Linked DNA regions of Homo sapiens: region 2 is linked to region 1. Evidence: read pairs that join two places in POLR2A ChIA-PET (ENCODE). Cell type or tissue: PC-9. All regions are shown on one strand. Links, peaks and the distances in the headings refer to the core of each region. The heading gives the core; the rest is flanking DNA.

Region 1 (15,740 bases), core at 7,741-15,740:
CCCCATCAGAGAGCCAGGAACCTGGAGAGGAGCTTCCGCTGGACAGAGCCTCGGAATACAGTCAGTACTCCTCTCTTTTTCTCAGACACCCCTTGCAAAACTTCTGTTCTGACTCCCCCACTTGCAAAGAGACACTGAGCCAGAGAGAGGCAGTGACCTGTCCAGACCTCCCTCTGAGTACAGCAGGCTGGGGAGGCAGCTTGGGGCCCAGAGCCCAGGCCCAAGCCAGGCTGCCTGTCTGAACCTCGATAAATGGCGATAGTGTTGGTGCTTACCCTGATGAGGCAGACAGGAGGCAAAGGGAGGAAAGTGCTGGCCCACACCAAGGGCTCGGCCAATGGGGTGATCTTATGGACCTTGGTTTGAGTCTGGGCTGTGACCCCTTTGAGCTGTGTGGACTTGGGCAAGTTACTTCATCTCTGGTCTCAGTTTCTTCATCTGTGAAATGGGGGCAGCAAGTACCTGCTTTCTAGAATTGTCGGCAGCATTTAGGGCAGCCCCTGTTAGTGGCTAATATGTGTTAGGTGCCATTTGTTGCTATTATTGTCATTGTTGGGTGGCCCAGCTTGAGAGCAGAGCTCAGAAGTAAAAAGGATAGGGACAGGGGTAGGGGCCTTGGGAGGGAAGCTCAGCTAATGGCAGCTGCCATCGCTGTAATTATTATTTTACCATTGGCAGAGCCAGGCCTAGAAACATATATATATATATATATATATATATATATATATATATATATATATATATATATATATATATATATATATATAATATCACCGTCAGGTCTGAAAAGACCTGGAAAGATCTCTGCCCCCTATCCCCTGCCATTCTGCCTTGTTTGCTTTTCATAGAAAATATGCCTTGAAGGGAAATTCTGCCTGGACAGGGAGAAGGTGCAGGATGAGGGCACCTGTAGGGAATGGGCCTTTCCAGATGGCCCTGAGGGGCCTCCTCCTGGGTGTCTATTTAGAGGCCGTCATTGGTAAAGTGAATATGTATCCCATGAAACCAGCTCTGCCCTCAGGCCACCTCTGGCAGCTCTTTAGCCCCCTTGGAGAATCACCCAGGGAGCCACCGGGGCATTAGGAAATGAAGACTGACCGCAGAAGAGATTTCGTAGCACCAAAGTTAACCATGCGTGTTGATCTTTTTCAGAAGAATTCATTCAGAAGATCATTTCCATGCTCCAAGATGCAGAAGAACAGCAAGGAGAGGAGGTGAGGAAGACGCTCCCCATGTAACCCTGACCTCACTGTGGGCTCCCCAACCCTGCCTGGTGTAACAACTTCCCTGTCTCTGCTGCTCTTCTGTGTCCTGCTCCAGTCCCTCCTTTTTTTTTTTTTTTGGAGACGGAGTCTTGCTCTGTCGCCCAGGCTAAAGCACAGTGGCTCGATCATGGCCCACTACAACCTCCACCTCCTGGGCTCCAGCGATTCTCCTGCCTCAGCCTCCTGAGTAGCTGGGACTACAGGCATGCGCCACCACACCCGGCTAATTTTTGTATTTTCAGTAGAGACAGGGTTTTACCATATTGGCCAGGCTGGTCTCGAACTCCTGACCCCTGGTGATCCACCTGCCTCAGCCTCCCAAAGTACTTGGATTATAGGTGTAAGCCACTGCACCCGGACCCAGTCCCTCCTTCTTGAAGCTTCCCCAGCCCCCTCCAGACCACACATATTTCCCCAGCACTGAGCATCAACCACTCTTCTCTGGGCAACGCCTGCTAGCCCACCGTGGCTCTCTTTCCCCACCTCACCTGAGATCTCCTCAAGGTCAGGGGCCCTGACTCAGTTTCTCTCATCTCCCCCACAGCAACCTCAAGTCCAGCAGGAAGAGGTGGGTGTAGAAAACCCGGCCCCACACTGCAGAAGGAAATCTCAAGAAAAAAGGTCGAGCTTCAGGAGAGCGTTTTACCATAAGAAACACACCTCCAAGGAACCCAGAAGAGCGGGGGCAGCAGGGGCTGCCAGCCCAGAGGCCCGACGACCCAAGAGGCCCAGCTTTCTGCCCCTGTGTGTTGGTGGCCATCGGCCCTCCACCTCCAGCAGCCTTGGTGAGCAGGCCTGGTGTTGCCATGGTAACAGAGGCTTCCTCTTGGGCAAGGCTGCTGTGTGGCCTGTCTGTCGTTGACAGGCTGGCATAGTGGAGGATGTCCACTGTTGCTGAAAGCCCTGACTGTGTCTTTCCATGCTGAGTAGAGTGGGGGGTGTGGAAGTGTGGGGAGAGGTGAGGGTCCAGGTGCCAGCAGGACCCCACCCCCAGTAGGCCCTGCTCACTGCACACGCCCTCCCCTCCCTCTCCACACACAAACACTTAACAACAAATGTGATGGGAGATCCGTGCCGCTGTGCATCAGAATCACCTGGCCAGTTCATAGAAAAGCACAGAGAACTGGGTTTGATGAAGTAGGAGATGGCCTGGGCCTGTTTTTTCACTACACCAAAGCCTGAGGGCCACTGGTGTACAGTAATTCCCCTGACATCACAGAGTGCCTACTACCTGCTAGTTTCACACATATTATCTCATTTAACCTGCTTGCAACCCTGTGAGGTCAATCTTATCACTCCCACTTAACAGATGGAGAAAGTGAGGTTCAGACAGGCTAAGTGACCCAGAAAACCTGGCAGAGGGAAAGGGTTCATTTGGTGGGCCCTGCTGGCACACCTGTTTTAACTGCGCCCCTCCCAGACTGAGGAGGCAGAAAGGGTTGGTGGGCGAAAGTTAGGTTTCTGGAGAAGGCCAGGAGTGCACCACGAACTCCTCTGAGGCAGAGCCGGGGGCAGGAAACTCACCGAGGAGCCTGGAAACCAGCCCCTGCTTATGCCTGTGCCTCCGAACAGCTTCTTGTCAGGAACTAGATTCAGCTCTCTGCAAAACACTCAACAACTCTTTTTTTGCCCTAGATCCAGAAGATCTCGAGTGCCGGGAGCCCCTGCCCGCAGAAGGGGAGCCAGTTGTGATCTCAGAAGCACCCTCCCAGGCTAGAGGCCACACGCCAGAAGGGGCACCTCAGCTGAGTGGAGCATGTGAATCTAGTCAGTAACACCCCTGCTCTTACCTGGACAGCTTCCCGGGTGCTTCTCTTCCACATGGAGTTCACAGGCTGAATAGGGGATGGTTCTGAGGAAGGAATGGGGAAGGCAGCAGGCAAAGACCCCAGGAGACTCTAGGATGGGGCAGGGGGCACAGGCTTGGCCTTTAAACTGGTGCTGTTGGGGCAGAGTTGCAGGTAGAGGACACCTGTCTATCCTGTGGAATATAATTAACACCCCCATTCGTTTGCTTGAATGTTTCATATGAAATTCCTAGCTTGCTCCGGGTCTCATAAGCAGTGGTGTGCTGGCAGACAGGCTCTCCAATGGGAGAAGGATGCCCTACTTTGTAGCATTTGCAGATTTCCATGGCATAAATATTTTTACTTTGGCTGATTTCAAGCTGCTAACAGTTTATAACAACTAGTCCACAAATGAATTAGCCTGGCATGGTGGTGTGTGCCTGTAATCCCAGCTACTTGGGAGGCTGAGGCAGGAGAATCACTGGAACCCAGGAGGCCGAGGTTGCAGTGAGGCGAGATCGCGCCACTGCACTCCAGCCTGGGTGACAGAGCGAGACTCTGTCTAAAACAAAACAACTAGTCCACAAATTTCCTGAATATTTACAGTAAACTTAGTACGAGTAGGCCCTGGCACACCGCTGCTTAGAACACAGGTGGATGGGTGCATTCCTAATGGGTCAGTAGCCCTGGCATGTCCCCTCCCTGCATTCTGATGTGCTGCTCCTCGTCCAAACTCCCATTCTTGACTGTGCTACCCTGTAGCCTGGATAAGGGACACTGGGAGGCCTCAGTTTCCCACCTATCAAATGAAGCTGAATGTGGTTACAGGTGAGGCCCAGCAAACCAGAGTCCCTTCTATTTCTGTAAAGGGAACCCAAACAAGTCTCTCATACTCCAGCTCTAGTTTAAGGTAAGAATTGTCTGGGTCCATCATAACTAACGTGTGTGCTGAGTTTTAGAGAGAAAATATTGTCTTTCACAGGTGGATGTATTGTTGCAGCACTTTGTTTTTGGAAGGGAACTGGGCATCACCCAGTCAACAGTCACTCAATCCTCCTTTCTTTTCCTTAGAGGAGATCATCATCCAGAAGCTTGTGGCACTTCTCCAAGAAGTGGATGGCCAACTGGGGCAGCAGGTGAGTACCACTCAGCCCTCCCCAGGCCAACCCCAGGGCCTCATCTACCCACCTGGGTTCCATCCCCAAGTCTGCACCTCTGGGCAACTTTGAGCATGTCCCTTAACCTCTCTGAGTCTCGGTTTCCTCTTTTCCAAAATGAGAGAGAATTACCTACTTGACCAAGCTTAGTGCATATGTAGAAAACGCCAGACATGTAGCAGATGAGGGAACTGTTTAAAATAACACAACGCTCATGTGGCCTCCCTGCCCCAGCCAGGACCACTCCTGTCCAAATCAGCTATTGAAGTTCGGCTCATGTCCCCCGTCCTTGGAAGCCTCCTCCGCCCACACCTGGCCACTCCTGGCCCCACCCGCCCGGCTGATTCCATTCCCTGTGGTCTCCGGGTTCACTCTCGGTCTTGCCGTGCTCTTCAGCATTTATGTGGTCTCTCATTCTTTCAAGCTTGTTGATTTTCTCCCCTGATAGGCAGTCTGTAACAGAAGGTTCCCCACCCTTGGAAAACACAGCCTACTTTGAGAGACAAACACAGATCACATGTGAAGAGGTCAGGTTAAAGATGAGTAATCAGCATAGCGGACGCTCTGGGTGCCTCTCTTCACCACCAGAGTGCACGCTGGCCCATCCAGCTGCCAGCACCTGCCTCCTTGTGCCTGAGGACCCAGGGCCATTTTGCAACTCATGTGGGGGGCAGAATTAACAGCCTCCACTTCCCCATGAGCAACCCTCAACCAATGGCTGGTGGGAGTTGGTGGATAGAGACCCCAGCTCCCTTGCCTTTGTGGGGTATAACTGAGGAATGTGCTCTCAGCGAGCTCCCAAGGTGCCCTGAGTGGATTAAGCTCCAGTTGCCACCCCCTGGGCCGCCTTCCCATTCTTGTTCCAGGTCTCATTCTTCCATTAGCATTTCCTGGGATCATTTAATGAATAAAATGCCTGTACCCAAGTCCTTGTGTCTGGGTCTGCCTCTGGGGAACCCATTTAGTTATTAAGAGAAAGGAGCTTGTTGGAGGAGGCTTAGAAGGAATTAAATTCCTCTAACATCTGTACTAAACATTCCTGTACTAAACATTTTATATAAATTCTCTCATTTCATTCCCCACCCCTCCAATCCCCGCCCAGCAATCCTGGGGTTGGGTGGATACTTTACATTTTATGGATGACCAGAGGCTCACACACATAGTAAGTGCAACTTAAGCATCCCAATTCTAGACTGTTATACATTTAAATAATAAAGTATGATTATTTGTCAAATATGGAATGGCTAGGGTAGACGAGAAGACTCTGTGGGGTGTTTGCTTCTGAATTATCTGAGTCTAAAGACCTGTACTTCCACCCTTGCCCTCTACTTTGTCCTGCTGCTTTGAGCTGGACCTCGCAGAACAGATTCTGAGAGGCTAGGGGCAGTGGAGGGATGTAACAAGGGGAGCTCATCCCAGGGACAAGGAGTGCCCCGCCTGGCTGCATGGAGTTGTGGGAGGGGCAGTTGGCGGGAGGGGTACTGCCAGCAACACTAATGACCTGTTTTCATTTCCACTTCCAGATCAGGCGCCACCCCAGCTTTAAGAGGTTTTTTTACGAGTTCTCGGACTCCTCCCTCAGCAAGCTGGTAGCCACCCTGCGCAGCCAGGTGGCTCACTCCTCTAAGCTGGACAGGAACCGCGCCAGGAGACTCTACCAGTTTGACGTTAGCTTAGCTAACAAATTTGCTGGCAGCAACAGCCATGCCATGTGCATCCTCATGGGCCTAAGAGACCACTACAATTGCACCCAGTTCCCATACAGGGAGGACCAGCCGGTGAGAGAGGGCGGGGAAGACAATGGCAATGTAGCATGAGTGACAGCAGGCTCACAGCTGGCCTCCAGTGGGATCTACTTATCCTCCTCTCCCCTCCCCTGCTCAGTTCAGAATTTTTGGGTCTATCTCAAATGTCACCTCCTCACTGAGGCCTTCTGAGACAATTCTAAACCATGACAACCTTTTTCTTTTCTGAAACCTCACTGATTTTACTCCATAATTAACATCTTGTTTATTTGGCTCTAGTCTTCAATTACATGTACATTTCCATGCTTTTTGATAGAATGGCATATTGGACTGGCTACGATCTTAGCTTGCCTTGTTATTATTTTGTGGGCTCTGTTGCTTGGCTTCTCAATTCTAGGCTGTCATAAAATGTAAATAACAAAGTAAGGTTATCTATCAAATAAGGGGTGGCTGAGATAGACAAGAAGGCTCCATGGGCTGTTGGTTCTGGAAGGCTTCCAGGAGGCGATCACTCACTGACCTGGCCTTGGTTGCTTAATGAACAGCCTCTCTCCTGCCGTCACCTTCACTGTTCTGAGTGCATTTATGCTTTTCCTAATAATTTCGCCTCCCCCAAGTCTCTGAGATATTCCCTTCAGAGATGATGCTTGTCACTGATTTTTTTTTGAGACAGGGTCTTGCTCTGTCACCCAGGCTGGAGTGCAGTGGTGTAATCACGGTTCACTGCAGCCTCAACCTTCCTGGGCTCAGATGATCCTCCCACCTCAGCCTCTCAAGTAGCTGGGACTACAGGAGCATGCCACCACGCCTAGCTAATTTAAATTTTCTTTTTTTTTTTTTTGGTATAGAGATGGATTCTCACTATGTTGACCAGGCTGCTTTTGAACTCCTGGCCACAAGAAATCTTCCCACCTTGGCCTCCCAAAGTGCTGGGATTACAGGCATGAGCCACCACAGCTGGCCTGATTTTTTAAAAATTCTGAGCTCTCATATTTTCTGGTGGACTCTGATAAAGATTTCTTCATCCTTTTCTAATTCACTTAACATAACCTGCTTACAAACATTTGACCCAGATCCACAGCGTAGAAGCCTCTGAATGAAGGTGTAACTTTAGAGGAATGAAATGTTCTGTTTGCTGGTGTTGGACAAACAGGACCGGAACTTCTACATCCAAGTGGTCCCCTGGGAAACCTTTTGCAATGATGCTACTATCACCCGAAACACTTCTGTCTTTCTTGGAATTACCTTTAGAAGCCATTTGAAAAGTCTCTCAAGAGAGCTGGCTTATTTCATGGTAGTTGTATCTTGTCATTCAAATGCTCTCCTCTACTTCGGTTCATTTTCCTGGTCAGAAATCCTCCTTACCATGGACCTCTCTCTCTCCTTGGCTTCACTGTCTTCTCCTAGAGAATAGGAATGTTACAGATAATTTGCCCTCTAGGGTGGCTTAGGTAATAGCTTACAGATCGATCTGAGTTATTCGTGAAAGATATTATAGAAACATCAGTTCTGACATCCTCAGTTGCCCTGACTCCATCTTCTGGTTTTACTAACCATTCATTCATTCATTCATTCATTCATTTAACTGGTAGCTATTGACAGCCTCCTATGTGCTTAGTTGTGCAAAGGGCTGTGAGGCTCTGTGGAAGGTTCTGCCTTCAAAGGCTTCATCTGCCAATGGAAAAGACAACAGTTTGATGACAAAATTAAATAGCAACCAAATACCAAATGAGTGGTAGCTGAGGCCCATGAAGCAAGTAGGTCCTGGGAGCCTTCCAGGAGGTGGAGTTGCTGATTTTGACCTTTGAGAATGGGGAGGCTGTCTGGGGAGAAAGGATCAGGAGAACAGTGTCAGCAGGAGGTGTTGCAAGAACAAAGACCCAGAGATGGAGGCTGGGGTGGGGTGTCAATGGGATAATGGGAAGTCTGTTGTTTCCAGAATGAACCCATAAATAATTGAGCTGTGGCTAACACCTATGTTCTTTTTCTCTTCCCAGAACATCACAAGTCCTAAGGTTGAAAGTCCAGATTGAAAGCTGTGTCTTGCACTCAAATTCCCTTGAACTAGCCAAATGGTTCGCAGCTTTAGCCAGGAGACCCTGAAGATGCTCTGTGATGTCCCAATCCCTGCTTCACAAACGTGATGGAAGACAAGAGCAGACAATCATTCTGTGTCCATACCCTAGTATCTGAGAAGCACAGAGCATTCTTCCACAAGGCAAGACACAGAGGCCATGTCTGGGGAAATCAGCACTGGACTGGGAATGAGGAAGACTGGGGCTCTACCTGCTGAACCTACCCCAGACTTGCTGCATGACCCTCTACACATTCCCCCTCCTCTCCAGACTTTGGAGTCTAGGATCCCACCCAGAAGGCCTACTGATATTTTCTCAGATGTTCATGTTAACTGAGTCTAGTTTTTAAACTAAATTTTTATTTAATCTCTAAACAGAACATCCACATGCATCCAAACAGATATGCATCGAAGTGTATCCCATCATTTCTTCAGTTGACCAGTAGTTCTTCATGCTCATATGGATTTGTAGATGCCTCCCAGGAACTCTGCAGGCCCAAGATGGAAAAACCTAGAGACTGGGGACACTTGGTCTCTCAGAATCCTTCTAACCCTGTGTCCTGTCATTCTATGACTAGAGAAATGGAGCTGATACCTTGCACCTCTCCCATCTCATGGGATTGGCTAGGAGTCAGTGAGAAAATGGATGTGAAGAGTTCTGAAAATTACCTAGTGCCATGTCCATGTAGGCACTATAGCTTCTTTTGGGTAGTTTTCAGGAAGTGGAGGAGGGCTTCAATGGGCTGGACTGCCATGGATTGTTGCACAGGGGTGCACTGCTCAAGAGCACCATACTCCAGGAGGTACTATTCATGTCCTAGACATTGTGGATTTGTAGATTTATCATGACAGTTTTGCAGCTGGTAGCAGTAACATGTCTTGAGAAAAGGGCTATTTTTTGTATTTGCACAAAGGTGAAGTGTGGGGGTGCCAGAGGCTCTGCCTTCTGTATAGCTCAACAGTTTCAATAGCTTGACTCAGGTGTGAAATTTGCCACATGTTCATATCTATGTGCAGGAAGGACAAGACTGTAGACAGACAGTCGGCTCCCTTGGACACTGCCCAGAACATGTGGTCATGGGGGAAAGGGTGTTAAACCTGGATGGCAAGTGAGATCTTGTGACCCTTGGGGACATGGTATTGCCGTGTTGAACCTGCTGTCGCACCATGGGGTAGGACTGGGGAGGAGGAGCAGTCTAGAGCGGAGAGGCCCTGGGTGCTTATATGGGACTGGCCTCCAACCTGAGGCACTGGCTTCATAAGCTCAACTCAGCCTATCCGGAAAGCCATTTAGTTTTTATTGCTGCTTCTGAGAAGTGGGGGAGAGGTGAGCTATTTGTGGATTTGTTTTAGGCAGTGTTCACAATCATAGCACCTAAATATGAAGGATCAGAATAAGTTATGAAATGAAGGTCAGGAACCTTTTGTACATAGTTTCTTATTTGGAATGATGTTCTTTAAGCCCTATGAGTATTTGGTATGTGCTCCTGATGCTGGCATCTGAGTCTCATTTTTGTACCGTGTTATTTGAGCAAATAAATACATTAACTTGCACAAACCTGTGATCTGGGTTATTCACCATGGAAGCAAGACAGATACCCACCTGCCACATCTATGACTGTCTGGTGCCTGCAAGGCTGTGTGGGTTGGCCTCCTTGTCCCTGCCTGGATCCCCTCCAGGTGTCCCATCCTTGGAGCGCCAGCTCTCTGATGCAGTAAAAAAGTGTCCTGGGCTGGGTGTCAGAAGACTTGGGTTTTAATCCAGCTGCCCCCAGGCTGGGTGACCCTGGGGACAAGATACTTGCCCTCCAGACCTGACATTCTACAACTCAGTGACTCTCAATGTGACAGTTCATTGCATGTCCAGGAAAATCGGGAGCAGTACTGATTCCACCTTGTCTCTTATTAGTCCCCCAAATCTGGTGCTTAAATTCTGTCACTCAGAGCCAAGATAAAAAATTGTTAGACAAGGAGAACACATGGACACAGGAAGGGGAACATCACACTCTGGGGACTGTTGTGGGGTGGGGGGAGGGGGGAGGGATAGCATTAGGAGATATACCTAATGCTAAATGATGAGTTAATGGGTGCAGCACACCAGCGTGGCACAGTGTACATATGTAACTAACCTGCACATTGTGCACATGTACCCTAAAACTTAAAGGATAATAATAATTTTAAAAAAATTGTTAGAATACAGCGCTAGGTTTTTGGTCCATAAAATGTCTCCAAGAACAGACATTGATGATGTCCTTTCTCCTCTCTCAGGTGACACAAGAGTATCTGTTCCTCAACCCCTGAAGGCTCACCCTAATGCTCCAAGGAGAGCAGGAGGAGGCAGCATTATTATCCTCCTCTCACAGATGAGGAAACAGAGGCTCAGAGTAGGGAAGCACCTTGTTCACAGTCACACAGCCAGATACAGACAGAACCCAGCCAGGAGCAGGCTCTGATAACTCCTATTTTAGTGCCCTTCCCTCCAGTTATGATCTAATCCAGTAGTTCATTTATTCAACCAATGTTTATTGAGCACTTACTATGTACCAGCTCTGATGCTAACTGTGTGGAATGCACAAATGCAAAAGACAAAACCCCTGCCCACAGGATGCTCACAGGCCCCACTGGTTATGGGGCTTTTGTGCCAATATGAATATAGGGCACCCTGTGAGGGTGCTGTGGAGGGGTGGGGCCCCTCAACTCCCACCATAGATGTTTTTGGTCTTTTTCCCCCAAGTGCTGGCAAGTATGTAGAGCAACACAGATGGTTTTTACAAGAGCACTGGGGTGCATAGAGGTCCTGCTGCTTTGCATGGCTTTAAAAAGGTGGGCAAGTAACATTACAACATAATTAACCTAATTCCCTCCCTCTGAGAAGTCAGAAGCCTAAGTGGGTGAGTCAGAGATAATGGGGTCAGCTGAGAACTGGTTGAGCTGGAGGTGTTAGCTGGGTTACAGCGGGGTTGTGCTGTGGGTATCAGTCAGAGGTGCTGCCTGGAAGAAAAGACAGCATTCTGGTGTTGCCCCGGGCACAAGTGAGGCCTCCCAGTTTCAAAGCACAGTGGCTGACATGTAACAATTCGTTCATGTTGATCAGAAAAAAAAAAAGAGAAAAAGGAGACAGAAGCTAATTTGGGTTGCCAGATTTAGCACATAAAAATACAGGAGACCCAGTTAAATTTGAATTTCAGAAAATTACAAATAATTGCAATATTGAGGACGTACTCCTACTAAATAATTATTCATTGTTTATCTGAAATTCAAATTTAACAAAATGTCCTCTATTTTATCTGGCAACTCTGAAACTAATGTAAGAACAATTATTTTAATTACCTCAAAACAAGAAAAATAATTAAACCAAGTGAAGGGAAGTATGCAAGAGGATGTATTAATAGTTTAACATAATTGACATTAAGAGCATCTGGGCTCTAAATACAGACTTTGAATTAAAACAATAATTATGATTAAGTTCGAGTCTTCCTTGGGTCCCAGGGAACAAGCATTCCTGGGCTGTGCAAGAGAGGACACTCTCCTCCCCCTAGTTTCCCAGGCCTCAGGCTTCTGCAAACATGGAGGCCACTCCTGGAAGAAAGGCCTGCGGCCGGGCGGGCCTCTCTAGTCAGTCTCCCCCACAGTACACACCTCCAGCTGCTTCCTTTGACTGGTGTGGCCACAGATCAACCAGAGTAGGCAGAGGATGCAAGACCCCTGGGACTTTGACCATTTTCAGGGTCTCAAAAGTACATTTTGTTCCCTGGAATGGCTGTGTTAAGTGGGGTCTGTTGCCGCAGCCAAGCCCCAACCCTCTAAATCCCCAGCCCCACCAGGCTTAAATTTGCATATGGTCTCCTCAGGCTCCAAAGGGCAGTTTAGTATGGTCCTCCACCCATTCATTCTGGGTTTTGCATTTCAGGATTTGGTAAGCAAATGTACCTGAGGCCTGTGGGCAGCTGGGGCTTCCTTGCTGGGCCTGGCGGGACCTGGAGGTTGTCTGCTCTCTGGGGAGGAGGGGGGCAATTATTTTCTGGACAGGCTGGAAAAATTGAGGCTGAAGTTGTCCTCCTCACGGAACATTTTCACTGAGGTGTGAACAGCAGACAGAGAGCCCTCATTTGTGTTGGCTGCAGGGGAGGGACATTTGGCCTCCTTCTTCCTCTACAGCCACCCAGGACTCCAGGGCAGCCTGTCTCAACACCACAGCACCACATAATCCCGGGGGAGCTCTAAAGATCTCAATGCCTGGGCTGCCTGACCAAATTCAGCCAGCGATTCCAGTGACCAGCTCAGGCCAAGCCGTTAGTACACTGTAAGAATTAAAAACCAAACAACCAGAACTTGGGCTCCTGCCACCACAAGAAAGAGGAAGCGTGTCGTTGGCTCAGTCCTGCTGGGCCCCCAAGAGTTTTGCCCTTGGACAGGATCCTGGGGAGACTAGAAATGATCTGGCTCATCTCAAAGAAGCAAGCTCAGGCCAAGGTTGAGAGGAAGGTCCATGAGTGCCGATCAGTGCTGGCATCCATCAGTCTGTCCAGAGTAGGGTAGTGGAAGGGTTGAAAGGATCGCAGGAAGCTGAGATGCTCACCCTGGAAGGGAAACAGATCTTGTGCACCATCGGGGCTGGGAATAGGTGTTGCCCCTGGTCCTCAAAAGGGCCCAGAGTCAGGGGAGTGTGCCGGACAGCAGTGAGAAGCAGGCTTGGCCTCAGGGTCCTCAGGTTCTCTCCCGTTCCAGCTCCCGTTCTCTCTCTCGGCTCACAGCTTCCTAGGAAATCCCCCATCTAGGACTTCCCTAACCTTAGTTCCACCGGGGATCACCCTTACAGGTTCATACACCTTGGGCAACCCTCAGCAGGTAGCCAGGCCTGTTATAGCCAATGCATGGAAATTGGAAATCTCAAGCTACACCAAAAGCCAGTTAGGGGGTTCATTTCATTACACAGGGGTCTTTTGCTGCTTGCAAATGTAATCTCCAGTGGGAGGTGATAAAAGGGTGTTTGAAACATCATTCCATGTATGAAAGTTCAACTGATACTTGTTTTTTTAGGAAGGGGATGGGGCTGAAGTGGTCTCCGGATGGCTGAGTACAGTTGTGCAGATTTTACACTATACAAGGGTACAGTGCCATATAAAAGGGGTAGGCGATTCGCAGACTTATGCATGTCTGTGCATGTTCTTTGTAGTTTTCTAGCAGTTGTCAGTCAAGTGTCTTGCTCTAACAAAATCAGCATATTATGACAATTTTCCAGCGGCTGGTAGTCAGGTTCTCCAGGAAGAGGTGCTATTTTCTTAGTATAAAAGGTACTGCCTGGGCTAGTGTTGACCTTGACTATGACCAGGAAGGGAAGGTGGGAGAATAAAAGGAGCTGGATCAATGAGACCCAGGAGTCACCACAGCATCCCAGAACAGGACAGGCAGTATCTGCCTTCCAAGGTCATCCTAAGGAATTCCACACTTCAGGGCAGCATTCCTGGATCCGGCTGGGATGAGGTCTGTAGGTGACCCAAACTGTCTCAGAAGTGGAGAGCAGAGGGAAGTTGAGTGGGCAGGGAGCAGACCTGGATAGGAGAAGCCGAGGAAGAACAGGTGAAAAGAAGGGAGACAAAAGGGAGAATCAGAAGACCTCACTTCCAAGACTTGCCTCCACCTCCTGTGTCACTTGGGGCAAGTTACTTGCCCTCTCTAGGAAATTGGAGGAAGACACTTGCCGAGCCCAGAGAAATGCTGGGATGTGGACTTGTACATTCTTGGATAATTTTAAAATCTCCGTAATTTTCAAATCTATCATTCTGTTGCTTAGACCCTGCAATGACTCTGCAGCACCACACGGGAAGTCCAGCCTCATTAGCCGGTCATCCAAGGCAGCCTGACCTACCTTCCACCACATCTCCAAGTTCACTTCCAGGCCTCTCCGCTACCTCCATCCTTGCAACTGCAGTTAACTGCTTGCATAGACTATTTCCTTGTTCTGGGCCATCCCGTGTGCCTGGAATACCCTCCCACACCCTTATCCTCAGTCTGACTAACTTCTGCTCATCTTCCACACCTCCACCAGGTTCCCTGAGATCCCCAAGCTAACAGAGTGAATTAGCTGCCTCTCCTCTGTGCTTCTATTCCATAGTAATCCAGTGGTTCTCAAACTCCAGCGTGCATCAGTCATCTGGTGGACTATGTGAAATACACACCGCTGGGCCCCAGCCCCATTTCCGATTCAGTAGGTGCAGGGTGAGCCCAAGAATCTGCATTCCTAAAAGCTCCTAGGCAGAACCATGCATTCAGATACCCTCTCTCTGCTCCTTTCTCTTGGTGCCCCAGTCCTACACACTGCCCCGGGACCCTCCCAAATGTCCCACACAGGCCTGGGCACTGGTCATAAGGTTCTGACATGTCTTGTTAACCAGAATTACACAGGATGCTTCCACATTCAGCTTCTCAGTTAAGTCCCAAATAACCATGGGTTGAAGGCAGGGTGAATGTTATAGAGAGAAACTGAAACTCCCACTAAGTAAAGTAACTTGCCAGAATAGAGAAACCAGTGCTAACCCCTGTGACTTCTGACTCCCACCCCAGTGCTCCCACCACCCTCGTAGGCTGTATCACTAAGTTGGAACATCAAGACACTGGTGACAGATAACCTGAATTGGGATCCTGGCTCTGCCACCTACCAACTGTGTAGCTTCGGGCATGTTACTTAACCTCTCTGTGCCATGGTGCTGGGCACGTAAGTACTATGTAAGTTGTAGCTATATTATTACATTCACATCGGAATGGGGGAAATTCCATAGAAACTCAAAGAAAAGGATCTTTTATGGTGGAAACTTGGGGCATCTCACAGACTTGGTAGGAATTTGGAGGATTTGGGGGCAGGATGGAGTCCTCCTTCTCCATTTGTAGCCTGTAGGCAGCCTCTCAATTTCTCACTCTGTCTCTTCATTTTGAGGCCAGTGACACAATCCAGAGTCGGATGACCACGGAACCCTTACTGGAGGAGAGCCAAGGCTAGCAGAGGAAAGCTAGGCTGATGCGTACACCCACCCAAGCTCCAGGAGAAGAGCAAGTCTGGCATCACTGCCGTTCCTAGAATGAAAGGGTCCTGGAGCAGACTTAACCCAGCCTGCAGCCTAAATAGAGCTATCCCAGCCAACACATAGGCCCATGAAAGAGAAACACAAATGTTTGTCCTTGTAATCCACTGAGATTTGGGGGGTTGTTTGTTATGCAGTGTTATCATAGCAGCAACAACTGACTAATACAGTTTGCATCAGAGTATGAATTTCAACCTCTGATTAAAAAACAACACTGATTAGTGTATGGGACATCTACACTTTAGCTTTTGTTCTAGCCTCTCTCTACTTGTCTGCAGGGATATCAGCTGGGGACTGGAAGTTTGCACAGGACTAGCCATGGATGTGACAGTGGTTGTAATTTGGGAGGAAATGAACAGGTTTCTCCTCTTCCTGAATCACTCCCCCCTTCTCCATCCCTAACATTTTTGAGCTTCTCTTTTCTACCCCTTACCCCAGCCTTTGGAATTGCTTAAGACCATCGATTGGTAAATTGCCACCTCCAGGCAGGCTCAGCATCTGTTCTGTAAAGGAACGCAGCAGACAACCACCTGCCTGGTGCAGGAGGTGTGACCCAATGACAACAATGCTTCCCACAGTTTATGAATGTTGTCTTGTTTGTTTTTATCACAGCCTGCTTCTTTGTAAAGCACC
Region 2 (16,099 bases), core at 3,921-11,920, 140 kb before region 1:
GGCTGTTCCTCAAAGATGATGGCATCCAGGCGTCCTCACATGATGGAAGGAGAAGGGCTAGCTAGGTTCCTTCAATTCCCTTTTATAAGGCCTAATCACCTCCTAAAGGCCTCCCCTCTTAATGGTATCACCTTGGGGGTTTAAGTTCCAACACAACAATTTTGGAGGGACATATACATTCAAACCATAGCATTGGTTTTGTTAGTTTATCTTTAATGTTTCTCTTTGCAGACATAAGGAAGTATGTGTGTACATATACATATATTCTTAACTCCTTTTTTCTCTTATACAAAAGATAGAATACCATATTCTACCAAATAAAATACCATATTTTGTACCTTGTTATATTACTTAACAGTATATCCTGGAAATCACTCCATGGGAGTTCATACACATATTCCTCATTCTTTATTATGTCTGCATAATACTCCACTGTGTAGCTATTAATATGGAGAGATTAGATACAGAAAAGGGAAAAAGGGCATTCCAGGCAAGATGAATGACAAATAACTGGCAGGAAAATAAGAATAAACAAGGCTTTATTACCATATGAAAGAGAAAGAAAGTAAACCAATCAGGCTAGAGTGAAGGATTAATGCAAAAGGGTGGGAAAAGTCAAGGTTACCACCATATCATACAATTCCAGGGAAGACCATGCACATCATCATCTAAGGAGCTGTATAAAGCACAGCTTAGATAATTGTACACACTCCCTTGGGTAAAGCTAAAGACAAAAAGTTGGGGCTAGTTTACAGAGGCACTTAGATTATAAGGTAAAATAGGATTCTGTCTTGTAGCCAAAGCTTCTGCAGGAAGGTGTCATGTTCAAAATGTTGCTTTAAGATAAATAAGACCACAGACAGACTGGAGGGGCTATAAGAGAAGGTTACTAAAATTGTCTAGGAGTGAGGTAGTAAGTATCTTAGTGGGCTGACAGCGAAGAAAAGGGTATTACCTAAGACACAGTCTTGCTTACCTTCAAAGAGCTTACAATCTAGTTGTTGAGATAATGTATTATTTAAGAGTTACATAATACAGAAATGATATTTTAGAATCAGAAGAGACCTCAGTGATCATATTGTCCAATGGTTCTCAAATCCAGCTGATAATCAGAATCACTTAGAGGAACTTGTTAAAACATCTTCTTGGGCCCCATTCCCCAGAGATTCTTATTCAATAAGTCTTTAGTTGGGTCTGGAGAATCTGAACTTGTAACACGCTCCTCAAGTGATCTCCCACTGACTGGCGATGTTTGGGAACTACTGTTTCAGTATAGTCTTTTCATTTCATAGATGAGAAGCTGAATCACAACAATATTCTTTTCCAAGAATGTTACAGGAGATTACAATCTAGGGGTTGGGAGGCCTTTTTAATCAAGACCCAAAACCCAAAAGCGAAATGAGAAAGACAAATCTGACCACAAAACATTTAAAAACATTTGTATGGCAAAGGATCCTATAAACAAAGACAACAGACTTGAAAAACTATATATGTAACAGACTACGAAGGGTTGTTATCATCATACTCCACAAGGGTTATGAAAATACATGAAACTAACACAACAGAAAAATGGTGAAGGATGGAAAAGGGGCAGATACCCAAAAGAGAGTTGGTGAAGCTATATTAATAGCCTACAAAATAGAATTTAAGGCAAAAAACTACACAAGCTTGGCAAGGCAGAAAATTCAAAGGATATCTGTGGACAGGACTATTTCTGCTCCTCATTTCTACTTGGAAGAAAATCATAATGAGAAGCAGGAGAGAAGAAGGCATTACAATTCCACAGGAAAGCTCGTACTCCTCTGATTCCACTTCCCTTTTCCTTCCTCCTTCTCTACAAATCACAGGCCAGGCTAACAAGCTGACAGATAAAAGTACAATGACAGGGTGACAAGATTAGAATTGCTTGGATAAATTTTCCTGTCTCCTCTATTTGACACTCCTAACTTACTACCCTTAGTACGTTTTTGTCAATATAACTTAGATGAAAGACAGCTTTTAACTTACATAAAAGACTATATGAGTTACAGTACTTTTTTGTCAATATAACTTAACGTTGAAAGACAGCTTTTGTGCACATAAAAGGCTATGTGAGTTACTTGGATTTACATTAAGACCTTAAATTCAGTATATTAACAGTCTAAAGACCCTTAGTTTTTTTATAACTGTATCAGCCTAATTACCTAATTTAAAAATATTAATGTACTACATATAAAAAGATTTAAAGAACCATATAATAAAAACTCTTGTACCCACCTCCAGTTTAAATATAAAACATGAATCCCCTAAATTTGGCATTCCCATCAAACATCTTCACTACATTTAGTTTAATAGATGCTCTTTTCCTGTGTTAGCACTTCAAATGCCTACCAAGCAAATCCTTAAGTACTTTTTTAAAAAAGTTCTGGTAGATGTTTAAAAAATTAAACTTATAAGTATAGTATACATAAAAAGGTCCTAAATATTACAACACTTTTCAAACTTAGCAAAGTTTTCTAGCATTCTTCAACTAATAATCAAATCTAAACCAAATTACTCAAGAACATATCTTAAATGAGAATCACAAATTAATCTGCTGGATTCTTTCATATGTCAAATTACTGCAAACATTACATCCTAAGTCCAGATGGACTTAAACTTAATTGATTTAACACATATCATGCACTATATATTATTTAAGTACTTTATAAATATTATTTAATACTCAAAAAACTTTATGAGGTAGATGCCATTGTTACCCTCATTTTACACATAAGAAAACTGAAGGAAGAAGGAGGTTAAGGAAAGTTCCCACAGTCACACAGCTAACAAGCAGTGGAGCCAGACTTCTGGCTTCATAGTCCATGCTGTTTACCACCATGCAGTGCCGCTGCTCCTTATAGGTATAAATCACTTCAAAATTTCTATGTATGTTTTACAGGACTGGAAATGTGATTTCAAGCTGAAGACCGGGGGCTAGGACATATAATCTTCCTGTGCTGATAATGGGCACATCTAGCACCTTTCCTCTTTAAATAATTGCTACAACAGAGCCTCTAAATCAAATACCTCCAGATGGGGGTTGATTTTACAATCTGAGTTCAAATTAAGTTCTAATTGTGAGGCTGGGTGCGGTGGCTCACGCCTGTAATCCCAACACTTTGGGAGGCTGAGGTGGGCGGATCACTTGAGGTCAGCAGTTCGAAACCAGCCTGGCCAACATGGTGAAACCCCGTCTCTATTAAAAATACAAAAAATTAGCTGGGTGTGATGGTGGGCACCTGTAGTTCTAACTACTCGGGAGGCCGAGGCAGGAGAATCGCTGGAATCTGTGAGGTGGAGGTTGCACTGAGCTGAGATCATTCCACTGCACTCCAGCCTGGGCTACAGGCTCAGTCTCGGGAAAAAAAAAGAGAGATCTAATTCTGCTGTAACTTCTTTCAACTTTATTACCTAAATACTGGTTAGATGGAATTCTATAATTTCCATGTGGGGTGCTTCCTCTTTTGATTGAACTTAACTAGTTAAGGTCATTCTAATGAAACCTTAAGGAGAACAATCCAAGGCACATAATAGGTCAAAGAAAGCTCACGACTCCTACAAAAAAGCTGGTCAACATATAATAGAATTTCCAGGGTAAGGTCTTCAGTGTCCAGGATACTCCTCTACTTGGCTATTACCTAAAACTCTCTAAAGGAACAACTGCATAGGCTGTAAAGAATAATTTAAAGACAAACTTCTAGGAAATCCAAGGGATATACTTTTAGTAATAACATTTTTTAAAGCAGTGCAATTAAAAAATTAAAAGTATATTAGTAAATACAGTTGACTATTTTATAGAAAAGAGCTAAGCATTTATATAGCAAGAAAAGAGTTGAAGGCTTTAGAGGACAGATCCATAAATCAGTACTATAGTAACAGAGCTAACATGTAGAAAATTCATGTTATAAACAATCCACAAATCACTGTCAGAAAACAGTATAAAGGTCATCTAGTTCAAGGACCAGCACCAATTGCTGTCAAAAGTACTGTAGTAACAGAGCTAACATGTAGAAAATTCATGTTTATAAACAATCCACAAATCACTGTCAGAAAACAGTGTAAAGGTCATCTAGTTCAAGGACCAGCACCAATTGCTGTCAAAAGTTTTCATGCAGTCTTGTCAAAAATTAGGCCAATGTAGATAATGTAACCCACACACCATTTTCTGAGTCCTAAGACACTTGACGCTAAGACATCATCAATCTAAAAACTTTTTAAGAAAAAGCAGCACTATTGTATTAAATAGAATTTTCAGATGCATCCTGATTTTAAAAATGTTAAAATATGAAGTGAAAAATTATGGTATATAGTGTAAGGCTTCCTTGGGAAGGGCTATCCTTTGTACCTAAATGATATCTTCTTTTTCTTTTTTTTTGAGACGGAGTCTCGCTCTGTTGCCCAGGCTGGAGTGCAGTGGCATGATCTCAGCTCACTACAACCTCTGCCTCCGAGTTCAAGCGATTCTCCTGCCTCAGCCTCCCGAGTAGCTGGGATTATGGGCACGTGCCACCAGCCCTGGCTAATTTTTGTATTTTTAGTAGAGATGGGGTTTCACCACGTTGGCCAGGCTGGTCTCAAACTCTTGACCTTGATATCAAGTGATCCACCCACCTCGGCCTCCCAAAGTGCTGGGATTACAGGCGTGGGCCACGGTGCCCAGCCATCTTTACTTCTTTTTTAATATTAAAAATGTATTTTTTTTCCTCATTAGTATAGTGGTCAGTATAAAAAAAAGAAAAAACAGACTTGGACTCCCAGGCTCAAGCAATCCTCCCACTTCAGCCTCCCAAGTAGCTGGAACCACAGATACATGCCACCATGCCTGGCTAATTTTTTTTTCCCCTTTTTAAATTATTCTGTAGAGACAGGGTCTCACTATGTTGCCCAGGCCAGTCTCAAGCTCCTGGGATCAAGCCATCCTTCCGCCTTGGTCTCCCAAAGTGTTGGGATTACAGGCATGGCCACCTCACTTGGCCAAAAATGCCTTCTTTAAAAATGTAATAATCCAGACACAGTGGCTCACGCCTGTAATCCCAGCACTTTGGGAGGCCAAGGCAGGAGGATCACTTGAGCCCAGGAGTTCAAGACCAGCCTGGGCAACATAGCCAGACCTTTCTTTCTTTTCTTTTTTTTTTTTTTTTTTTGAGATGGAGTTTTGCTCTTGTTGCCCAGGGTGGAGTGCAGTAGCACGCTCTTGGCTCACTGCAACCTCTGCCTCCCAGGTTCAAGCAATTCTCCTGCCTTAGCCTCCTGAGTAGCTAGGATTACAGACATGCACCACCACGCCCGGCTAATTTTTTTGTATTTTTAGTAGAGACGGGGTTTCTCCATGTTGGTCAGGCTGGTCTCAAACTCTCGACCTCAGGTGATCCGCCCACCTCGGCCTCCCAAAAATGCTGGGATTACAGGCATGAGCCACCGCACCCGGCCTAGACCTTTCTCTACAAAAATAAAAATAAAAAAAAATTAGCTGGCCATGGTGGCTCATGCCTGTGGTCCCAGCTACTCAGGAGGCTGAGATGGGAGGACTGCTTGAGTCCAGAAGGTTGAGACTGCAGTGAGCCATGATCATGCTACTGCCTTCCTGCCTGGGCAACAGAGCAAGACCCTGTCTCAAAAAAGAAGGCTAGATTTTTTTAATGCCCTTACATGACAAAATAAAATGCCAGCAACCTTATGATGGTCTCCCAATCACCCACCGCCACAATTTTACCAATCATGAACCTCAAAATCTGGGATCTCAAACCTTCCACCCAAGACTACAAAACACCTCTACTAGTTCATCCCAGTCTACCTAAAAATATCCAAAAATAATCTATTACACCCACTGTGACTTCCATGCACTAGTTTAATCCTACCCCCGGAAAAACATATCCTTCCATCACTTCCAACCCTTTAAATATTAAAGACAAGTACCATAAATTTCCCTTCTTTGATTAGCATATTAAATCTATAATTCTTGCCACAGTTTTGCATTTAACACTGTTTCCAGACTTCTTGACATTTTTGCAGTGGCAGATCATGACTCACTGTAGTCTCCAACTCCTGGGCTCAAGCAATCCTCCTGCCTCAGCCTCCCAAGTAGCTGGTATTACAGGTATGCACAACCATGCCCAGCTAATTTTTTAATTCTATTTTAAGTAGAGATAGGAGTCTCACTATGTTGCCTAAACTGGTCTCTAACTTGTGGGCTCAAGCAATCATCCCACCTGGGCCTCCCAAAGCATTGGAATTATAGGCGTGAGTCCCCGTACCCGGCCTCAACATTTGATTAGGATACAGACTTAAAAATAGCAAGGCCTTCTTTAATGCTCAGTATTGGTAAAATTACAAGAAACCATTCCAATTCTAAAATCCACAATATGACCGAGGCAAGTAATGTGGGAATCTCTGAAAAGCATCAGATAAGTGATTTAAAGGATTAAATAGTATCTTCATTAATTCAGGAATAGCATACAGCCCACAATGGCTCACATGCAATCCCTGTACTTTAGGAAGCCAAGGTGGGAGGACTGCTTGAGCCCAGGAATTTGAGACCAGCCTTGGCAACACAGTGAGACCCCCATCTCTCCAAAAAATAAAAAATTAGGCCGGGCACGGTGGCTCACACCTGTAATCCGAGCACTTTGGGAGGCCGAGGCAGGTGGATCACTTGAGACCAGGAGTACCAGGCTGGGCCACATGGCAAAACCCCGTCTCCACAAAAAGAAATACAAAAAAATTAGCCAGGCATGGTGGCATATGCCTGTAGTCCCAGCTACTTGAGAGGCCAAGGTTTGCATGAGAGGAGGATTGCATGAGACTAGCCTGGACAACACACCAAGACCGCCATCTCTTTACCATCTCTTTTTTCCAGACGTGGTTTTGCACACCTGTAGTCCCAGCTACTCAGGAGTGGGTTACAGGCTCCACAGGCTCTTTACCATCTCTTTTTTCCAGGCATGGTTGTGCACACTTGTAGTCTCAGCTACTCAGGAGGCTGAGGCAGGAAGGTCATTTGAGCTCAGGAGGTCAAAACTGCAGTGAGCTGTGATAGCACCACTATATGCCACCGTGGATAACAGAGCAAGATCCCAGCTCTTAAAAAAAAAAAAAAAAAAAAAAAAAGCCTGGGCGTGGTGGCTCAGGCCTGTAATCCCAACACTCTGGGAGGCCAAGGTGGGCGGATCATCTAAGGTCAGGAGTTCGAGACCAGCCTGGCCAACATGGTGAAACCCTGTCTCTACTAAAAATACAAAAATTAGCTGGATGTGGTGACGGGCGCCTGTAATCCTGGCTACTTGGGAGTCTGAGGCAGGAGAATCGCTTGAACCCGGGAGGCAGAGGTTGCAGTGAGCCAAGATTGCGCCACTGCACTCCAGCCTGGGTGACAGAACAAGACTCCGTCTCAAAAAAAAGCTAATTTTTTAGCGATGGGGTCTTGCTATGTTGCCCAGGCTGGTCTCAAGCAATCCTCCTGCCTTGGCCTCCCAAAGTGCTGGGATTACAGGTGTGAGCTACTGTACCTGGCCTCAGAACATTTTCTAGAACACTGGGATTTCTACTGCTACCAATGGGCAAGTTTCTACCAGAATAAACCTCCTACTGGAGAGCGCTCAGAAAAGCTGAGTAAAACAGAAAAAAAACATCTGTTTGAAGGCATCAGACAACTAGTGAAGTGGCCAAGACTCAAGAAGTGAATTCCTACAGAGAAGATGTGATGGTCAATTTTATGTATCAACTTGGCTAGGCTACAGTCCCGTTATTCAAACACTAATACAGGTGTTGCTGTCAAGGTATTTGGTAGATACAATTACAGTCTATAGTTACTTACTTTAAGTAAGGAAGATTATCCTAGATAATCTGGGTGGGCCTGATCCAATCAGTTGCTTTAAGGGCAGAACACAAACTTCTCTGAGGAAGAAGAAATTCTGCCTGCAGACTGTAGCTTTTGCTCCTATCCTAGAGGTCCTGCCTGTCCCTCCTGGCTGCAACCTGTCTTACGGGTTTCAGACTTGCCTAGCTAGTCCCCAACATAGTGTGAACCAATTCTTTGCAATAAATAGCCTAATATGTATGTGTGTGAACACACACACACACACACACACACACTACTGGTTCTATTTTCTTTGGTGGAACGCTAATAGAGAAAGCAAATAAGTTAAGCCCAACACTCTGTACCACTTTTCTCCTCCAGATATTTGCCAATTTGGAAGCAGCTACCAAAAGGCTATAAAGCTAAGTAGAAAGCAGCAGCTAAAAAGTTGAGAAGTTTTTTTGTTTGTTCTGTTTTTGTTTTTAGACGGAGTCTTGCTCTGTCGCCCAGGCTGGAGTGCAGTGGCATGATCTTGGCTCACTGCAACCTCTGCCACTCAGGTTAAAGCGATTATCCTGCCTCGGCCTCCTGAGTGGCTGGGACTACAGACACCTGCCACCACACCCAGCTAATTTTTGTATTTTTAGTAGCGGCAGGGTTTCACTGTGTTGGCCAGGCTGGTCTCAAACTCCTGACCTCAGGTGATCCGCCCACCTCAGCCTCCCAAAGTGCTGGGATTACAGGCGTAAGCCACTGTGCCTGGCCCAAAAGTTGAGAAGTTAAGCAGAGCTTTTGTCAGCATCAAGATGCTGGAGAGACAAAAACTGGAATGGGTCTGCAGAGGAGGAAGGATCCTGTGAAATACCCCAGGTTTTCCATTGGGAGCCTAAAAGTAACACTGTAGAATGGGTGGCAAACTTTTCTGGTAAAGAGCCATAAAGTAGGCCGGGCACGGTGGCTCATGCCTGTAATCCTAGCACTTTGGGAGGCCAAGATGGGCGGATCACCTGAGGTCAGGAGTTCAAGACCAGCCTGGCCAACAACATGGTGAAACCCCAATTCTACAGAAATATGAAAATTAGCCAGGCATGACTACAGGCAGGTGGGTGCCTGTAGTCCCAGGTACTTGGGAGACTGAGGCGGGAGAACTGCTTGAACCCGGCGGCGGAGGTTGCAGTGAGCTGAGATTGTGTCACTGCACTCCAGCCTGCGGAACAGAGCAAGACTCCGACTCAAGAAAAAAAAAAAAGGCTGGGCACAGTGGCTCACGCCTGTAATCCCAGCACTTTGGGAGGCCCAGCTGGGTGCATCACCTGAAATCAGGAGTTCGAGACAAGCCTGACCAATATGGTGAAACCCCATCTCTACTAAAATCACAAAAATTAGCCGGGTGTGGTGGCATGCATCTGTAGTCCCAGCTACTCAGGAGGCTGAGGCAGGAGAATTGCTTGAACCCGGGAGGTGGAGGTTGCAGTGAGCTGAGATCACGCCACTGCACTCCAGCCTGGGCGACAGAGCGAGACTCCATCTCAAAAAAAAAAAAGAGCCATAAAGTAAATATTTTAGGTCTTGTGGGCCATACTATTATAGAGCAAAAGCAGTCATAGACAATTTGTAAATGAGTAAGCATGGCTGTGTTCTAATAAAACTTTGTGTACAAAAAAGGCAGCAGGAGGTAGTTTGTCCACTGCTCATATAGAAGGTTTGAATAACATCATTCATAAATTAACCAAATTTGCACCCAATTGCAGAGTAATTCTTTTGCAAGTACACTTGAAAAATTAATCAGAACTGACCACATTCAGGCTACATAGTAAGTCTCAATACATTTCAAAAGATTGAAAGAATAGTTATGTTCTCTGAACACAGTGGAATTAAGTTAAAAATCAATGACAAAAACAAAATATCCTCAAATGTTGGAAAATTAAGCAACACACTTCTGAATAACCTTGGACCAAAAACAGAACACAATGAAATGGAGAAAATATTTTGAACTGAATGAATACAACATATGCGAACTTGTTAAATAAGCCTAACTCCAGGCACAAAGGAAAATTTATAGCTTTAAAACATATATTAGAGGCCGGGCACAGTGGCTCATATCTGTAATCCCAGCACTTTGGGAGGCCAAGGCGGGCGGATCACCTGAGGTCAGGAGTTTGAGACCAGCCTGACCAACATCAAGAAACGTCTCTACTAAAAATACAAAATTGGCAGGTGTGGTGGTGCATGCCTGTAATCCCAGCTACTGGGGAGGCTGAGGCAGGAGAATCGCTTGAACCCAGGAGGCAGAGGTTGCGGTGGGCCAAGATCACACCATTGCACTTCAGCCTGGGCAACAAGAGCAAAACTCCGTCTCAAAAAAAAAAAAAACAAAAAACAAAACATTAGAAAAGAATGAAAAACAATAATCAAAGTATCTTTCTCAAGGCAGGAAAATAATAGCTTATTAATCCTAAAGAATATATAAGGAAAGAAATAAGGGCAGAAATTAATGTAAAAGAAAACACAAGCTCAACTGAGAAAAATCAATAAAGCCAAAAGTTGGCTTTAAGAAAACAAAACAAAATAAAACAAAAGGCTGGGGGTGGTGGCTCACGCCTGTAATCCCAGCAGTTTGGGAGGCCAAGGCGGGTGGATCACTTGAGGTCAGGAGTTCAAGACCAGCCTGGCCAACATGGTGAGACCCTGTCTCTACTAATAATACAAAAAAAATTAGCCAGGCAGTAGTGGCACGCGTCTGTAATCCCAGCTACTTGGGAGGCTGAGGCACTCAAATTGCTTGAGCCTGGGAGGCGGAGGTTGCCGTGAGCCAAGATCGCGCCACTGCACTCCAGCCAGGGCAACAGAGTGAGACCCTGTATCCAAAAAAAAAAAAAAAAAAAAAAAAAGCTAAGAAAACTGATAAGCCCTAAAAACTGATCAAGAAAGAAATAATGGTGGTAATGTCTGCACAACTTTGAATATACTAAACCACTCAACTCTATACTTTATATGAGTGAATTGTATGTTATGTGAATTCTCTCTCAGTGAAGTTGTTTTAAAAAGAAAATAAGGCTGGGCGCGGTGGCTCACGCCTGTAATCCCAGCACTTCGGGAGACTGACGCGGGCGGATCACGAGGTCAGGAGTTCAAGACCAGCCTGGCCAACATAGTGAAACCCCATCTCTACTAAAAATACAAAAATTAGCCAGGTGTCATGGTGTACACCTGTAGTCCCAGCTACTCAGGAGGCTGGGGCAGTAGAATCGCTTCGGGAAGCGGAGGTTGCAGTAAGCCAAGATAGCGACATTGCACTGCAGCTTGGGCAACAGAGTGAGACTTCATCTAAAAAAAAAAAAAAAAAAAAGAAAATGAAGATGCACACTACAATGATCACAGATGAAAAAAGACTATCAGTACACATCCCATGAGACTAAAAAGATGAGCAGTTATTTTGTACAATTTATGCCAGTAAATTAGAATTTGCAGATTAAATGAATATTCTATAATTTATTGAAACTGACTTAGAAAAATTAGAAAATCTGCAAAGTCCTATATCTAGTAAAGAAATTTAATTGATAATTAAAACTTTTCCAGAATCCAATGGCTTGACTAGCAAATTTTCCCACACTTTTAACGAAGAAATTATATCAAACTTTCTCATGAACATAATCACAAAAATCCTAAACAAATTATGAGAAAATCAAATTCAGCCACATAAAAAAGGATAATACATTATGGCAAAGATTGGTTTAACATTCAAAAATCAATTCATATGATTCACCAATTAAAAAAATAGGCCAGGCACATTGACTCACACCTGTAATCCCAGCACTTTGGGAGGCCAAGGTGGGCAGATCACTTGAAGTCAGGAGTTTGAGACCAGCCCGGTCAACATGGCGAAACCCTGTCTCTACTAAAAATACAAAAATTAGCTGGGCATGGTGGTGTGTACCTGTAATTCCAGCTACTCAGGAGGCTGAGGCATGAAAAGCACTTGAACCGGGGAGGAGGAGGTTGCAGTGAGCTGAGACTGCACTACTGCACTGCCTGGGTGACAGAGTGAGACTCTGTCTCTAAATAAATAAATAGAAATCTGTTTGAAAATAACTAAAATAGGGCCAGGTGCAGCAGTTTATGCCTGTAATCCTAACACTTTGGGAGGCCAAGGCAGGAGGATCGCTTGAGCCCAGGAGTTCAAGACAAAACTGGACAACACAGTGAGACCTCGTTTCTACAAAAAATAAAAAAATTAGCTGGGTGTGGTGGCACATACCTGTAGTCCCAACTACTTGGGCAAGGCTGACGTGGGAGGACTGCTTAAGCCCGGAGGTCAAAGCTGCAGTGAGCTGAAATCTTGCCACTACACCTCATCCTGGGTGACAGAGCAAGACCTTATTTCAGAAAAGAAAATAACTGAAATAGTGTGAAATAGTATTGATATATTAGATTTTTAAAAGGCAAGTTGAAACAATAAATGTATCCACAGAAAAAAGATGGAAAAGATTATTCTCCCTTAACTGTAGAATCACGTGACTTTTCTTTTAAAAAGTTATTGTCTTACTGAATATTCTAAAGTCTCTAAAATGAATGTGTTATTATCTTTAAAATAAGGAAAAATGAAAATGTATCTCTAAAAACAGATACCTTCTCAAGAAAACATTGGAATCATTGGAATGGTTTCTTAAAAACTGCTTGTAACTAGGTTCCATGGCACACTATTGTAGCCCCAGCTACTTAGGAGGCTGAGGTGGGAGGATCACTTGAGCCCAGAAGTTCTGGGCTGTAGTGCGCTATGTCAATCAGGTGTCTGCACCAAATTTAGCATCAATGGTGACCTCCCAGGAGCAGGGATCCACCAGGATGCCTAAGGAGGGGAGAACTGACCCAGGCTGGAAACAGGCAAGTCAAAACTCCTGTGCTGATCAGTAGTGGGATCAAGACTGTGAATAGCTACTATGCTTCAGCCTGGGCAACACAGCAAGACTTCTAACTCTTAAAAAGTAAAATAAGATAAAATAAATTTTTAAAACTGCTTGAAACAGTTTAAGAGAAAATTTTTAAAGTTTAATCAGAAAACAATATATTATCACATAAAATAGTTTGACATTCTTCCATCTAGATTAAAGAAGAAATGAGCTTAATAGATGAATTAGGAATTTAAGTTAATGTATGGAATAGTTTTTCAAGCACATTATTCAGTAGGCTAACAGGATAATCTTAAATATAACATAACACAATGATTTATACAGAGGCATAATATGCTTCTCAGGGTATACAAAAGTAAGCATGGTTCTGAAGAACAGGTAAAGCCAGTCACGTGAAAAAGAATGCTGCCTGGGCCTCATGGCGTAGGACATAGTGATGAAGGAAACGAGCATTCAGATTACCCAACACATAACCTTTCTTTTTTTTTTTTTTGAGACAGAGTCTCACTCTGTCACCCAGGCTGGAGTGCAGTGGCACAATCTCAGCTCACTGCAACCTCTGCCTCCCAGGTTCAAGCGATTCTCCTACCTCAGCCTCCCGAGTAGTTGGGATTACAAGCACGTGCCATCGTGCCCAGCTAATTTTTGTATTTTTAGTAGAGACAGGGTTTCGTCATGTTGGCCACGCTGGTCTCAAACTCCTGACCTCAGATGATCCACCTGCCTCCACCTCCCAAAGTGTTGGGATTACACGCAGGAGCCATTGCACCCGGCCCCAATACATAACTTCTTTTTTTTTTTTTTTTTTTTTTTTTTTAGGACGGAGTCTCACTCTGTTGCCCAGGCTGGAGTGCAGTGGCGCAATCTCGGCTCACTGCAAGCTCCGCCTCCTGGGTTCACGCCATTCTCCTGCCTCAGCCTCCCAAGTAGCTGGGACTACAGGCGCCTGCAACCACGCCCAGCTAATTTTTTATATTTTTAGTACAGACGGAGTTTCACCATGTTAGCCATGATGGTCTCGATCTCCTGACCTTGTGATCCGCCCGCCTCAGCCTCCCAAAGTGCTGGGATTACAGGCGTGAGCCACCGCGCCCGGCCACCAACACATAACTTCTTAAACAGATTGTCGGGGCTGAACTGTGTCTCCCTCAAAATTCATATGTGAAGCCCTAACCCCTAGTCCTCAGAATGTGCCTGTATTTGGAGACAGTGCCTTTTAAACGAAGTCATTAAGGTGGGCCCTAATCCAATATGTCTGGAGTCCTCAAAATGGGGCGAGTAGAACACATAAACAGAGGGATGACAATGTGAAGATGAGAGGTGAAGCCAGCTGGACTTCCTGGGTCGAGTGGGGACTTGGAGAACTTTTCTGCCTAAAGGATTGTAAACGCAATTGGAGAACTTTTCTGCCTAGCTAAAGGATTGTAAACGCACCAATCAGTGCTCTGTGTCTAGCTAAAGGATTATAAATGCACCAATCAGCACTCTGTAAAAACACACCAATCAGCACTCTGTGTCTAGCTAAAGGATTGTAAACGCACCAATCAGCACTATGTAAAAACGCATGAATCAGCGCTCTGTGTCTATCAATCAGCGCTCTGTGTCTAGCTAAAGGTTTGTAAATGCACCAATCAGCACTCTGTAAAAACGCACCAATCAGTGCTCTGTGTCTAGCTAAAGGTTTATAAATGCACCAATCAGCACTCCGTAAAAACGCACCAATCAGCGCTCTGTGTCTAGCTAAAGGTTTGTAAATGGACCAATCAGCACTCTGTAAAATGGACCAATCAGCAGGACACGGACAGGGCCAAATAAGGGACTAAATGCTGGCCACCTGAGCCAGCAGCAGCAGCCCGCTCAGAACCCCTTCCACACTGTGGAAGCTTTATTCTTTCGCTCCTCACAATAAGTCTTGCTGCTGCTCATTCTTTGGGTCTGCACTAACTTTATGAGCTGTAACACTCACTGCAAAGGTCTGCAGCTTCACTCCTGAAGTCAGCAAGACCACGAACCCACCGGGAGGAACAAACAACTCCAGACACGCCACCTTTAAGAGCTGTAACACTCACTGAGAAGGTCTGCGGCTTCACTCCTGAAGTCAGCAAGACCACGAACCCACTGGAAGGAAGAAACTCCAGACACATCTGAACATGTGAAGGAACAAACTCTGGACACACCATCTTTAAGAATTGTAACACTCACCGCGAGGCTCCGCGGCTTCATTCTTGAAGTCAGTGAGACCAAGAACCCACTGGAAGGAATAAATTCCGGACACAAAGACACAGGGAGAAGAAAATGGCCATCTACAAGTCAAACAGAGGCCTCAGAAGAAAACAAACCCTCCTGACACCATCTTGGCCTTCTAGCTTCCAAAATTGTGAGAAAATAGATTTCTGTTGTTCAAACCACCCAGACAGTGGTCCTTTGCTTTGGCAGCCTTAGCAAACCAATACACAGATACAACTGCAAAAATTAAATTTCACGTTCTCCCTGTAAAAAAGAGATTTGAGACAAACACATGGAGGGTGTCTTAGATAATTTTAAGATATGTACTGTGATCTTCACATAGAGGTGTAAGTTACTACCTGTTTTATTCTAAGGAAATTGAACTTTCAATAATCTATGCAACAATAATTCATTGTAACTTTCCTCCATAATTTTTAAAATGGTATTTTACATTTGTATAGCATATAAAATTCAAATTTCATTCCTATTTGTTAGTTCATTTGATCCTCACAACCTTCTGTGTAAAACAGAAATTTTGAACCTAGAATCACAGAGCTAGCAGTGACAGCGACAACTAGAAGCAAATCATCTGACCTGGATCATGGACCTTTCTACTACATTCCAATGCCTTCCAAAATTTTAGTAATGTTCCTGTTTTAGTAAGGGCAGAGATAAAGCTTACTTTATACTTATCATAAAACCTCAGTATTTCAAATATATATATATATATATATATATACACACACACATACACATATATTTTGGAGACAGGATCGTGCTCTGTCACCCAGGCTGGAATGCAGTGGCACGATCTCAGTTCACTGCAACCTCCACCTTCTGGGTTCAATCGATCCACCTGCCCTGGCCTCCAGAGTAGCTAGGATTAAAGGCGCACACCACCACACCTGGCTCATTTTTATATTTTTTGTAGAGACAGAGTCGTGCCATGTTGCTTAGCCTGATCTCGAACTCCTGGGCTCAAGCGATGTGCCCATGTCAGCCTCCCAAAGTGCTGGGATTATAGGTGTGAGCTACAGCACCCACCATGAAATAAATTATAAATATGTCTTCCTTTCTAAGCACAATAGTATATCAAAAATTTTATATTTTTTTCTTTTTTTTTTTGAGACAGAGTCTCGCTCTGTTG

Evidence for each region. ChIA-PET counts read pairs that join two places held together with the same protein. Peaks named below come from ENCODE experiments on the same cell type or tissue, not always from the same donor. Only the 100,000 strongest peaks of a DNase experiment are listed, where the experiment ranks them.
Region 2: POLR2A ChIA-PET joins it to region 1 with 13 read pairs; 2 of 35 experiments call an interaction of 5 or more read pairs at or near these places.

What each region holds. Positions count from the first base shown.
Region 1 is chr6:36,309,603-36,325,342 of GRCh38, reverse strand. PNPLA1 (patatin like domain 1, omega-hydroxyceramide transacylase) reads right to left here. Exons shown (of 9, transcript NM_001374623.1): 9 at 11,388-13,580. The coding sequence ends at 13,457. It overlaps BNIP5 (BCL2 interacting protein 5), which reads left to right. Exons shown (of 12, transcript NM_001010903.5): 6 at 1-60; 7 at 1,153-1,214; 8 at 1,810-2,050; 9 at 2,901-3,032; 10 at 4,124-4,188; 11 at 5,733-5,987; 12 at 7,952-9,582. The coding sequence ends at 7,987. Among named protein-coding and RNA genes, the nearest start is that of BNIP5, 19 kb to the left of the region's middle. RefSeq lists enhancers at 12,135-12,244, 12,435-12,614. In PC-9, for the core only: no CTCF peak of the experiment used is centred there; a DNase peak (open chromatin) is centred at 10,952; H3K4me3 peaks cover 401 bases; H3K27ac peaks cover 1,539 bases.
Region 2 is chr6:36,447,608-36,463,706 of GRCh38, reverse strand. The region is part of intron 1 of KCTD20 (potassium channel tetramerization domain containing 20); the gene reads right to left. It also overlaps the pseudogene RN7SL502P. Among named protein-coding and RNA genes, the nearest start is that of KCTD20, 13 kb to the right of the region's middle. In PC-9, for the core only: no CTCF peak of the experiment used is centred there; a DNase peak (open chromatin) is centred at 8,016.